Linked DNA regions of Mus musculus: regions 2 and 3 are each linked to region 1. The links are chromatin contacts, found by Hi-C or POLR2A ChIA-PET in ENCODE. All regions are on one chromosome and are shown on one strand. Each heading gives the region's core, a stretch centred on a gene start or an enhancer-like site at or near the end of the contact. The rest is flanking DNA. Distances are from core to core; before and after follow the strand shown.

What was found. Hi-C counts contacts between places; a loop is a spot of excess contacts on that map. ChIA-PET counts read pairs that join two places held with the same protein, here RNA polymerase II (POLR2A).
Region 2: POLR2A ChIA-PET joins it to region 1 with 77 read pairs in embryonic stem cell. The contact joins the promoter of Mcm6 here to the promoter of Dars in region 1. POLR2A ChIA-PET finds 5 or more read pairs at or near these places in 5 of 5 experiments (Patski and embryonic stem cell).
Region 3: a map of heart shows a loop between it and region 1 (6-fold over the local background). The contact joins the enhancer-like site here to the promoter of Dars in region 1. A Hi-C loop is called at or near these places in 3 of 37 maps with a recorded cell type or tissue (gastrocnemius and heart). POLR2A ChIA-PET finds 5 or more read pairs at or near these places in 2 of 5 experiments (both embryonic stem cell).

The regions. Positions count from the first base shown.
Region 1 is chr1:128,415,543-128,419,721 of GRCm38, reverse strand. Dars (aspartyl-tRNA synthetase) reads left to right here and starts at 2,306. Exons shown (of 16, transcript NM_177445.5): 1 at 2,306-2,570. The coding sequence starts at 2,505.
Region 2 is chr1:128,357,776-128,361,954 of GRCm38, reverse strand. Mcm6 (minichromosome maintenance complex component 6) reads left to right here and starts at 2,250. Exons shown (of 17, transcript NM_008567.2): 1 at 2,250-2,496. The coding sequence starts at 2,390.
Region 3 is chr1:128,455,427-128,459,605 of GRCm38, reverse strand. No RefSeq gene overlaps it. Among named protein-coding and RNA genes, the nearest start is that of Gm23902, 33 kb to the left of the region's middle. Within about 2 kb of position 2,343, at least 2 of the 3 ENCODE cell types and tissues checked have a DNase peak (open chromatin) inside an H3K27ac peak, as active enhancers do; they include gastrocnemius and heart, where a contact is called at or near this core.

The sequences.
Region 1 (4,179 bases), core at 1,057-3,556:
TACCCTCCCCCAAGCCCCACTAAATCTCTTGAGTGAGGTCTGTTGCATGTGTGACTTTATGGCATTCCTTGGCCCCAATCTGCCAAGATGCTCTTCTGCTGAGAAACCCCAACTACTGACACTTGGGAGACCTCAGGAGTATAGCGTGTGTCCATTGATGTAGCTAGCAAATGCTTTTCTTCTGTTAGGTGAGAAAGCAAGAGCACATATTGTTAGAAATAAGTTCAGGAACACAGAGAAAGACATGACCAGTCCAACCGAAGTATCTGGACAAGGCAAACTTGACTCTTGATCAAAGGGTATCCTCTGAAGAGCAAACATCCCAACACAGGAAGTACATTTGGTTTTTATTTTACCTCAGCTGTGTCTTTTCCCCATTGGCTGGGGTCCGACCTCACAGTCTTATTCAGTTGGCTAGTCTGCAAAGAACTGGTGCACAGGAAATGGAAGAAGCAGGAAGGGGTCACTGCTCCAAGGAGAAAAGGGTCACTGTTCCAGGCCATTGAATTCCTAGTCTAGAGCATGGAGCCTTTGTGTAAACAAAGGTTTTACTGGGTAGGGAACTAAAGCATTTTCATAAGTCTTGTAAGGAAAGGGAGATAAACAGATTTGAATTCCTGGTTTTAAACACAAGTTTTACAGTATTCGATAGAAAAAGTCATAGTTGATATTTCTTACACATATTTACATCGTTACTCCAAAGTTATGACCTAAATAAGAATATTCTATCAAAGCAAAGGAGCACAGTAAGACATATGCAGGAAAACAACAAGAAACAAACAAACAAAAGGAGTCTTGTGGACACACTGAAATATGACAATTCCACCCTACCAAATGACAATAGAATTTATATGTTGCCTTCTGTCGATCAGGGCATACATTAGTACTAAGGCTAAGAGAATAAATACTTCTTTTAGAAATGGAGCCAATTCAGATGCTTTCTGCATTGGAATCCCTTGACTATAATGGAATGTGCTATTGACCATAAGTATTCACTATCATTCCCTAAGGAATGAATACATTCTTCTGTTTTGAGCAAACAGTAGCAGATTAAGATGTGTCTCTTCTCGGCAGTCAGCCTGCGTCAAGTAGAAAGATCAGCTCAGGATCCTGGCCAGAACCATCAGTAATCATTTTATTGCCAATGGTTTATATAACGCTTAGCACAAAGCACATATTTATAACCACTGATGAGTTAATTGAACCATATTTTCCCCCACCTATAACTACATAGTAAACTACACTTCTGGAGCCACCATATCTATCTTACCTGGATTCCAGATCTAAGTAAAATCTTACCTGGATTCCAGATCTAAGTAAAGTTATTCCCAGAGAGCTTTCATTTGAGGGGATAAGGTAGGGTTGGGGAGGAGGGTCCAATTGTATCCTGTTAACAAGTATTGACCATGACATTTTATGTCAAGATAAGACACTACAGACAGCTAAAATGTGACAAAGACGGCTAAAGCTTGTGTCCAGCACCGGAAGTAGTATGTAATCAAGTCTTCAAATTTCATCCCAACAAACTTTTCCTTCTTGGTTGTTGTTTTAAGATAGAGTCTCACTACGCAAACAAGGCTGGCCTCTGCTTCCTGAGTGCTGTTAACTGCAGGCCCGAATTACCAAAGCCCACATTCAATAAAAACGACAGCATTTTTCAAAAGTCTAATTTAGGGAAGATTCACCCATTAGACAACCAACACTATACTATGCATTGCCTTTCACAACACAACAAGTCAAGGAAAACCTGTAGGCTATTGCTTTTAAAACAGTACTCCATCCTGCCTTAGGAGCCTACCTGCCTACCTCTAACACAGCATCCTGCCTTCCCACACAGAGCAGGTTGCCCAGAGACCTCCTCTGACCCAAGAGACAGGCTTCCACAGGGCAGTGAAGGCATCAATTCCAAAAGCGGAGATCCCAGCTGGCAGGACGCGAGACAAGCTGTCTGCCAGGGAGGGTGAAACAATGATACTCACCCCACCCCCAACTCCCTGTCTCTAAATATACAAGTAAGCAAGCTCGTGGTGTTTCACACTCTTAATCCCAGCACTCAGGGAGCAGAGGCAGGAGGATCCTCGTGAGTTCCAGGCCAGACAGCATTACACAGACCCTGTCTTTAAAATAATTAGAATTAAATTTAAAAAGAGGGACTCTGGGAGCAAGGGGAAGACAATTAACTGGAATGAAGTTAGACCAAGAGGGTAGGTATGTCAAGAGGCTCTGCAGGGAAGATTCCTCGGAGCCTATCCTGCGAGACCACACCCACTTCTGGGCCACGCCCCATGACTCCCGTGGGCGGGGCAGAGGGAGGAGCTGGCGGCGGCGCGCGAGAGCTCGCTGTGGCTCTCGCGATATTTCCGAAGCCAAGGTTCCACGCGGAGACTGGGGGCTTAGAACCCGGGCTGGGAGGGCGAGACTGTGCGGGAGGGAGCCGCTTCTTAGCCTGTCCTACGGAAGCCTGCGAGGGAGGGTGGTATCCACTCCCCAAATCCAGTGTCCTGATGCCCAGCACCAACGCCAGCCGTAAGGGTCAGGAGAAGCCGCGGGAGATCGTGGACGCGGCGGAAGTGGGTTTCCTCCTTTCCCCCCGGGTCGGGGAGTGCGCTGAGGGAGGGAGTGGGGCGATCCGGGCGCCGCTTCCGTAGCTCCCGTCAGCGCTTTACTCGCAGGCCGCGGCGTGGGGTGTCGCGTCGCAGGCCAGTGCTCCCGAGGACCCCAGGGGCCGTGCCTGGGCTCGCGGCCTCAACTACTCGGGACTGTTAACTCTTGGGACCGTGGCCTGGAAGAACCGTGTTCCTGGGGGTGGGGGGACAGGCAAACGTGGGCGCTCGCGGAACCGGAAGTAGCTGCGGCGAGGTTCACTCGAGCCTTCCTAGGTTAGCACGTCCTGCACGGAACACACCAGCCCAGTCCCCGGACATTTCTGATAAAGCACCACTAATCGATACCCTCAGCCCTCATAATGTTCTGGCCAGTAAAGACAGCCCTTTGCAGCACGAGCTGCCAGTGTATTTAATGACTTTTCCTTGTGACAGCTGCCAACACGTGTTATCTTGGTTTCCTTTCTCAGTGACTCTGTGAGGTAGGGTAGTGCAATTCCCAGAGATAACCCTCAGTGATCCATAGCACTTTGCAGAAGTCAAGGTTTGAAATCCTCTAAGTTAGGTGTTTGTAGTAATACTTAAGTCTTAATCTTTTCCTGGCTCCTAATTTTTTGGTGGAGGAATTCAGCATTTGCTAACTACATCATAACTCAGAATAATAAGTTACTATTTAGTTCTGCTGAAATGTGAGTACTAAATAGAAACAATAACACTTTTTTTTCTTATTTTCACCCCCCTTTGGTTCAAATGCACCACCTATTTATGGCACATACCATTATGTGACAGTTCTCTCATATTGAAGAAACAATTTCAACAAGAGAATGTAGAAGAACAGAAACTGTTTCAGACATCTTTCAAAACTACCTTGTTAAAAAAAAATTTAAGGAAATTATTTTTGTGTGTTAGTGTGTCTAATTGTATAAATTATCAACACACCATTGTAAGTAGTATAGGTATAAGATACAGTATATGGTAGACATTATAATAGAGTTCTATAAATAAATGGAAGGAACTTAAGAACATTGTAGAGGTAAGGTAAGATAAAATGAAAGACTACGTAACTGTTTAATAAGTGTAGTTTATAGCCTGAACTTCAGCTCCTCTTCCTAACTTACTCCATGAAATTTGATAATATTGCCATTCTCAAACTATGTAACCTGTTATTAGTTGTAGAAATAGGAGGCAGGTGAATTTTCTGGTCGTGTTTTACAAAAGGAAAGTTGTAGTTAGCGTGTATCAAACAGCTCCGATTTCTAACAAGTGAACATCTGGTGCTCAGAAACCTTACCCAAAGCGTTGGTTCTCTTTGAACACCTCTTCCTGTGATAGGAAGTTAATAAAACTGTAGGACTTCATCTTACTCCCTTCACAGGGCAAATTTATATCTCTTCTTTGAAGTAGATTAATCTCCCTTGGAATAAGGTAGTTAAGAAGCATTCTATGCATGTGTAAGTTATACCTGGGAGTACTATTATGCATGATATATCTATGCACATATGTAAATATAATAAATATATAACCAGAAACTGGGTGCTTTTTTTCTTTGTAGTAAGCACATACATAAGTGAACAAA
Region 2 (4,179 bases), core at 1,001-3,500, 58 kb after region 1:
TGTATTAATCTGTATCTTTTGAAAGGGAGTGTTATCGCTGCAATTGGAATAACTTCAGGAAATGTATCTTCATATGTGTATATGCTATAACTTTTCAGTCACCCTTAATGCTCTAATCCTCCCTCTCTCCCGCTTTCTCTGTCTTGCCTTCCCTCTCCCAGAGTAAAAGCTCAACACCACAGGGGCTGTCTCCAGTTGTCTTCCCTTGCGTAGCATTTGTGATCTGTTATTCTCCTTTCTAGAGCGTGTTCTACAACTTTGCTGATTTCTGCTGTTATTTCTAACAATATACACACATCTAAGGATTCAGAACTAGTATCCACAAACCATCCAGTCTCTCTGGAGTTGGGTTATCTGACTCAGAAAAACAGTTTTCATTTATTTATTTATTTATTTATTTATTTATTTATTTATTTATTTATCTATTTAAGGCAGGGTCTCACTTTGTAGCACTAGCTAGCTGGTCTGGAGCTTTTAAGGAAAAAAAATGTAACAAAACACACACCACACACTCACACTATCAACTAAACCTGGGCATCTGGGCACACTTGTGAAGGGTTTTCTTGGTTGGATTCTGTGACGTGAGAAGATTTACCTTAAATCTGCATCTTTTGTAATCAGAAGACCCACACCCTAAAAGCCCCGGAGTGGTTTTTGGAAGGCAAGGGCAGCTGGATCTCTTGACTTCAAGGCCAGCCTGGTCTACAAATCAGGTTCCAGGAAGCCAGGATTACTACACATAGAAATACTGGCGCACGCCTTTAATCCCAGCACTCGGGAGGCAGAGGCAGGCAGATTTCTGAGTTCGAGGACAGCCAGGGCTACACAGAGAAACCCTGTCTCGAAAAAAACAAAAAAACAAAAAAAAAAAGAAAAAAAGAAAAAGAAAAGAAATACTCTCTCTAAAAATAAAAAGGCCCATCCAATATCTGGGCCACACCTGGTGACAGCATACCTAAAATGACACAGAAGGAAGCCTTTTGTGCGTTTGCCTGCCTGTCCTCACTCTCACTGGCAAGTCCATCTATCATCCTGCTGCTGAGGCAGCAATTAATGTATTAGAACCTGTTTCTTCAGGACTCCCAACATTTAATGAAAACCTGCTAAGACATCCAGCCTTGTGGGCTGAACCACCATCTGCTTGGCGTTTTTATTGGAAGACAGCCACTGTTGAGCTAGCCAGACAACAGCCTGTATGCTAAACTTAGTAAATCCTGTGTGTGTGTCTTTATCAGTTTTGTTTCTCTAGAAAGCCCCAGGATTCTCACTCAGTGAAGGCTACATTTGGAGTTGGCAAAGGAGGGAGGGATTTGAGGCTTCAAGTCTTCAACACCTTCAATTGCAGATCTCTATAGTATATTTCCTAATAGATTATAAAAGTATTAATTTTATATACTCTGCCTGGCATTAAATTTTTAACATCCAGTAAGCCTCGAAAAAGTGACTTATTTATTCTGGTCCAGGTTTACTGTGTCCTGGAAGCCCAGGATAAAAGTGCTGGTGGTGAAACAAGTTATCAGCACTAAGCTATCAAAGTCGAGGAGGGACTGGCAATGTGGATCATTTACTAGCAAGGTAGTCCTTGTTCTACACTCAGAAGGCTTTAGGTTCAGTCCCAGCACCACGTGAACCCAGAATTCAAGGCCAGCCTGGGCTATGTGAGACCCTCTCAGTTTAAAAAAGAAAAGAAAGTCAAATGGTATGCAGATTGTCAGAATATATCTATCTCTGTCTTTTTAAGTGTATGTGTATGCACATGTGTTCTTAGAAGTCAGAAGAGGGTATCAAAGTCGCTAAGCTGGAGTTAAAGGTGGTGACTGTCTCATGTAGCTGCTAAGAAACAAGCTTGGGTCCGCTGCGGAATGAGTTACTCTCTAAGCCTTTGCTCCTGTCCTCCACCTGACTTTTAAGGGGCTCTCTCCTGTAGTTTGGTTTGCTCATACCTTACTTCCTCCAGATGCACAATTCACAGTAGGTTTAACCCTGAGTGACCAAAAACAAAACAAAAAAACCCAAAAAAGTCTATACATAAACTCTGGGGGTAAAGGGAGAGAGGGAGGGGTTAGCTCCTCAAGCCAAAACAACCAGAGGGTGGGTGCGACTACATTGCGCATGGGCAAAAGCTTCATGGCGTATGCTTTTGGCGCGAAAAGTGCGTGCGGTGGGCGGGGCTCTGTACGGAACCGCCATTGATTGGACGGGTTTGGCGCGAAGTAGCTCAGCTCCTACCCTGTTATTGGCTGAGGTGAGAGGGCGGGGCTAGCCGGAGGCGCGCGCGAAGTGGCAGCGCGGAAGGAGCTACGCGTGGAACCTGCGGCCGGGCTATCTGCAGCTGCGGACTCTCCTCCGCGGTGGTCTTCCCTCAGCAGCGCGTACTCTCGGCGCCGCCATGGACCTCGCAGCGGCCGCGGAGCCCGGCGCCGGAAGCCAGCACCCGGAGGTGCGCGACGAGGTGGCCGAGAAATGCCAGAAGCTGTTCCTAGACTTCCTGGAAGAGTGAGTGGCCTCCGGGGGCTCGCGGGCCGGGCGGAGACCGGGGCCATGTGTGCTCCGGAAGGGATGGGCCCCGGCCCGGCGGGAATCCGAAGCCTCCTCGACTCCTTTCTTCACCGCAGCGCTCCCTTGTGTCATACTGTGCTGCTTTTTCATTACGTTTCTAAAACAGGGTTTCGAACTCGCTGTGTAGCCAAAGATGATTTTGAACTTGTAATCCTCCAGCCTCCGCTTAGCTTGTGCTGGAATGACAGATGTGCACCGCCATGACTAGTTGGGGCGATGCTGGGAATGAATCCCAGCAGGACTCACGTCGCAACCCAGTGAGGCCAGAGTTTGGTTTTTTGGGAGGTGGGGGGGGGGGGGGGGGGCGTTACCTCTTGAGTAGGGTTGGGCACACAGCCCAGAACCAGGAGCTTGCAATGCAAGCAAACCTGGGCCAGCTCGTTCTAACAGGAATCTATGGCTTGATGACTGTTCAGTGAAATGAGTTCTGCCCTATATAATGAAAGAATTGTTCTAGACATCTAGCTGCCTCCTTCCCATCCCTCCCTCCGCTTCTAGCACCTAGCAGCAACCACATACCAGTGTGCTCCTTACTCTTCCGCCTCCAATAGTAAACAATTCTTTTCTTTTTCTTTTTAAAGATTATGTCAGTATATAACAAAAACTTAAGAGTTTTGACCTTTTGGGAGTGTACAACAAGCATCTTGAGGTGCATTCAACTTGTACAATGATCCCTGTTTGAAACTCTTCCAACTCTACCTACTAAATAGTTAGAGCCTCTCTAACTCTCCTAGCCTCCTGACACCTGCCACACTTCTAACATTGAACTGGATCACTATAGGTGCCTCCGATAAGTGTGTGTGGCTAATTTTGCTAGACATGCAGCTTATTGTAATCAAGGGTTTGCCTTTTAAGGCAGAATAAAATGACATGGCACGCGTATACTGGTTACCACATATTGCTGATCTAGTCGTCCTTTTGGCTCTACAGCTATCTTTTGAAGTTCTGCTATACTTAAAACTGTAAGCAGGCCAGTGTTGGGCACAAGCCAGCGGTAGACGGATCCTATGAGTTCAAGGCCAGCCTGGTCTACAAAGTGAGTTCCAGGACAGAGCTCAGGGCTACATAGAAAGTCTGGTGCTGAAAAACAAAACAAACAAAAATAACCCTCTGGAATTTAAATTCTATGTTCCAACCTTTGTAATGTTTTTGGCAGTCGGTACAGCTGCTTGTCCTTCAAAACCCAAGTCTCCTTTTGATTAAAGTCTGTGTAAACCAGCAGTTCTCAACATGTAGATCAGGATCCCTTGGGGCACATACCAGATCCATATGCACAGTATGGTCCATAACAGCAAAATTAGTTATGAAGTAGCAATGAGATGGTTTTATGGTTGGGGTCATCACACATGAGGAACTGTATTAAAGGGTCTCAGCGTTAAGGTCGAGAACCACTACTTTAGACCATTCAGGCAACAAGCAGTAGCTACTTCTTTGCCTGTGATCCCAGCAGGCCTGCTATTTTCCAGATGCCAAGGGCCTTTTCTTGGTAGCTAAGAGCTGGAGCTAAGCATAAACAGGACTTAGTTTTTAAAATAATCAACTTCCATTCACAGAGCAGCTTTGCTTTTGCTTGCAGAAGAGTCTAAATATTTCTTTTTTGTTTGTTTTTATTTTGAGACA
Region 3 (4,179 bases), core at 1,094-3,593, 40 kb before region 1:
AGGAGCATGGTGGAGTATGCCTACCCTTTTCAGACCCATGCTAACACAGCACTCCAGTACATCACATCTGTTAGAACTTTTAGACTAATCCACAATGTCTGCTTAATTTAACACACTTTCCAGACAGAGATAAGAATCTCTTGTTATGTATGACATGTTATCTGCAGATTAAAATAACTGGCCACTCAATAGCTCTGGCTCAGTCTAGTGGTTTCCATTGTCGTTCACTCCAATTCATCATACGTTGTGCTGAGACTGTATCATTTTGCAATTGTAAGTAACTAATTAATGTAGCTTAGTTGATAGAGTAATGGCTCAGCATGCACAAAGCCCTGGCTTCCATACCGAGCACCACATAGAAACCAGGGGTGGTGGCACATATCTGTAATTCCAGAGTTTAGGAGGGAGAAACAGGAGGATCAAGAACTCAAGGACAAATTCCAATGTGGTGGTGTACCTGTGCAATTCCTGTATTCCATAGTGAGAGGCAGGGGTAGATTAACCCAGAAGTTGAAGGACAAACTATCCTGGAGTACAAAGTGTGACAAAAACAGAGTCCCTGGGGCTGGAAGGATGGCTCAGAGGTTAAGACCAGTTGCAGATCTTGCAGAGCACCTGGGTTCAGTTTCTAGTACCCACATAGCAGCTCACAATGATCTGTAACTCCAGTTCCAGGGGATCCAATGCCCAGTTCTGGCCTCCTCACATGATATAAATACATAGATGCAGACAAAACCTTCATACACATGAAATAAAAATAAACAAGTCTTGAGAGAGAAAGAGGAGAGAGAGAGAGAGAGAGAGAGACTACCTTAATGAGGTAGAAAGATCGTCTCCCACATACATTAACAGTAAAATAAATAAGATACAATGTCATCCTTGGCTATACAGAGAAGTTGAGGCCAGCCTGGGATACATTCGACCCTGTCACAAAAATAAATAAGTAAGTAAGTAAATAAATAAATAAATAAATAAATAAATAAATAAATAGGTTTCAGGGAGCTGGGATTATAGCTTGATGGTAGAGCATTTCCTGGCATGTCTAAGGCCCTGGGTTCAGTCTCTAGCACAGCACATAGAACCAAATACACAATGAGGACCTAATGCCTTTGCTGAGCATAGAGACGATACGGAGTGACAAGTAGCAATTCACAGCATCCAGTTCAACGTCGCCTAGTACACATGCCTGATAGCCTGCATCCCAGAGGTACGAAGTCATCTCTCTTGGACTGAAAGCCCAGTCCAAATTCTGCACCTCTTCTTCTTACAGTAATGCAAGTGCAGTTTTCATTACAGTGTTCCAAGATGAGAGAGATACTGGATTCTCTAAGAATCCCTGAAAGCCACAGCACTGAAATCCCTGACCTACTGGATATCTGTTTGGCATCCAGACTTCTTAGAGTGTTGGTTCTCAACCTGTGGGTCTCAACCCCATTGAGGGTCACAGATCAAATATCCTGCATATCAGTATTTACATTACAATTCACCACAGTTATGAAGTAGCAATGAAAACAATAATTTTATGGTTTGGGGGTCTTTTGCATACCTAGCTAGTCTTTGCTTCCCCTCAACCAGGAGACGTTTAAAGGGAAAGGACAGCCTGCAGAGAGATAGGAGACAAAAGAGGAATGAACATGAGCAAAAGAAGGAGAGAGAAAGGTGGAGGTGGGGTGAGCTATAGCTCAGTTAGGAGAGCATGGTTATCTAACAAGCACTAGATCCTGGTCCCATTTCCAGCACCCAACAAGCTGCAAGTTGTATGGGTCTGTAATTCAACTTCCCGCTTGGGAAGTAGAGGCAGGGACATTCAAGGTCTTCTTCTGCTGCATATTGAATTTGAGGCCAGTCTTAGCTAGAGAGCCTGTCTGTCAAAAGAGAAAGAGGGAGGAGTGAAAATCAGAAAGGAATGGGGGACAGGGAGGAAGAAAAGAAGAAGAGACAGAGAGAACAAAAGGAAGGAAAGAAGGACCGTGAAGAGAGAAAGACCTCTGCAGAGGAACCCGGTGCTGAGCCCACCCGGTGTTTATCATCCCAACTGAACAGGTCCTAAGGATGGCTTTTCAAGACTCGCTTTCATATCAGCGCTGTGTGATACCTGGAGTAGAGACAAGCCGAGTGGGAAGACAGTATCCCACAGAGCCCAATAGAAGATTCCCACTGGAGTTTGTTTGTCCTATATTTTATACACAGGAATTTAAGACAATATAACTCCTTCCTTTCAAAACAAGCAGTTTTCCCTTCTGGCCACCGCAGCATTAACACAATTGTTAACCCTGGCATGCCTCGTGGTCCCGGGAGCCCGCCGCCTCCCCCTTCCTCGGGACTCTGGGAGCTTCCTCTGCTCGCTGTGTGTGTTCTAAGAGTTTGCCTGCACTCTGCCTGTTTATAGCACAGGAGCAGGAAGAAACAAAGCAATTGTGAGGCTTGTTGAGAAGCTGTTCGTATGATATTAAAGGTGACCTTGCCACTTATGTTTCTATTTATTCTACTTCCTTCCAAGCCGGGGCAAATCCTTCCCTTCCGAGTTGGAGCGGCGCTCTTTGGATAGCAGTCTGTGGGAACAGAGAGGCGTTCAGGCCCTCAGAGGTTATTCATTACAGTATCTGGAGTATAGCGTTTCCTATTCACTCCCGGTCCGGTCTGTTAAGTGACTGTTGCTTGGCAGAAGGAAAGGGAGGCTTTGGTGAGAAGCAGTTTTTGTTGTTGTTTACCTCCAAACGCTTTAATGAGGTTTAATCTTAGCGTAGTAAGGAACTTCCAAAAAATAAAATAAAATAAAATAAAATAAAATAAAATAAAAAGTAGGCATGCATAAAAGAATACCTGTGTATGGCATACATGTCTGTGTGTGTACACAGGTGCACCTGAGCAGGTGTGGCAAGCCAAGAGTGACGCTGGGTATCATCCACGGTTATTCTCGTCCTCAGAGTCAGCAGGACAGACAAGCCAGTGAGATTCCACCTGTCTCTGCCTCCCCAGTGCTGGGGTTCCAGGCAAGCACGACCACTACACTCGACTCTTTATGAGGGTCCTGGAGATCTGAACCCAGGACCTCAGGCTTGATTGTCGGGCACTTTACAGACCCATCTCAGAACACAAATAGACGCGTCATATACACAGCAGAAGCCAAATGGCACGTGCTCTCCATATTTGTGTGAGAACGTCATTTGTGAAGTTGACCGTGGTGTCTGTTAGAATAGGAGCCAAAGTTCAATCTGGAGTTAGCTGGCTATGCTGGGATTTTGCGTTGCAGTTTGTTGCATCTTTTTTTTTTTTTTTTTTTTTTTTTTTTTCCGGGAAGTAGAGGCATTTCCTGAAGGATGAAGGAGCTTAGCAGGTGCATTGCTAAGTATAGATGCAGAGGTACAGGTTGTGCTAGATAGGGGCAAAACAAGCCTTAGCAAGACGTGAGCTTGACGATTTTGGACAGTTGCTTCAGCTGTCTGGCTTTATAACTACGTCACTGAAGGTGTCAAGGTAGCTGTACTATCAACACAAGTGGAGTGTTTGCTGCATAGTGACTTAGGGAACATATAAATCAATGTGTGTTGTTAAATCGGCCCTAATCGCTTTTTCTCCACTGAAAACATCTTTCTCAAGCTGGAGGAAATGGCTTAGTAAGAACACTTGCTGTGCAAGCATGAAGAACGTGAAGAGTTTGATTCCCCGGGACTAATGTAAATGCCAGTCATAGCCAAGCATGCCTACAACCCCAGTGCAGAGGACTGGAGACAAGCGAAGTCCAGACAAGCTCACTGGCTAACCAGCCTAGCCTAAAGGGCAAGAGCAAGAGAGGAAGACACCAGACGTCCTGCTCTGGCCCCTGCATTCTCATACACTGGCCCATGCATCTGAAAACACAGGTGCACATACATACACACCACACACAAACACAAAAGAACAGGCTTGCTTTCATTAAAAACAAATTCTATTATATCTGTGCATCTGTCTGTCTCTAAGGACATGCACTATGGCACTTGGGTAAAAGTCAGACAACCTGCAAGAGTTGGTTCTCTCCTCTACCAGGTGGATCTCTAAGATTGAACTCAGACCATCAGGTTTCATGGCAAGCTCCTCTATCCACTGGACCATCTCGAAGGCCTTCTTGGTTTGATTTGGCTCCTTAAAATGTTTGGATAATTCTTATCTCCTCACAGTATAGGTAGATATTTTGTCTTT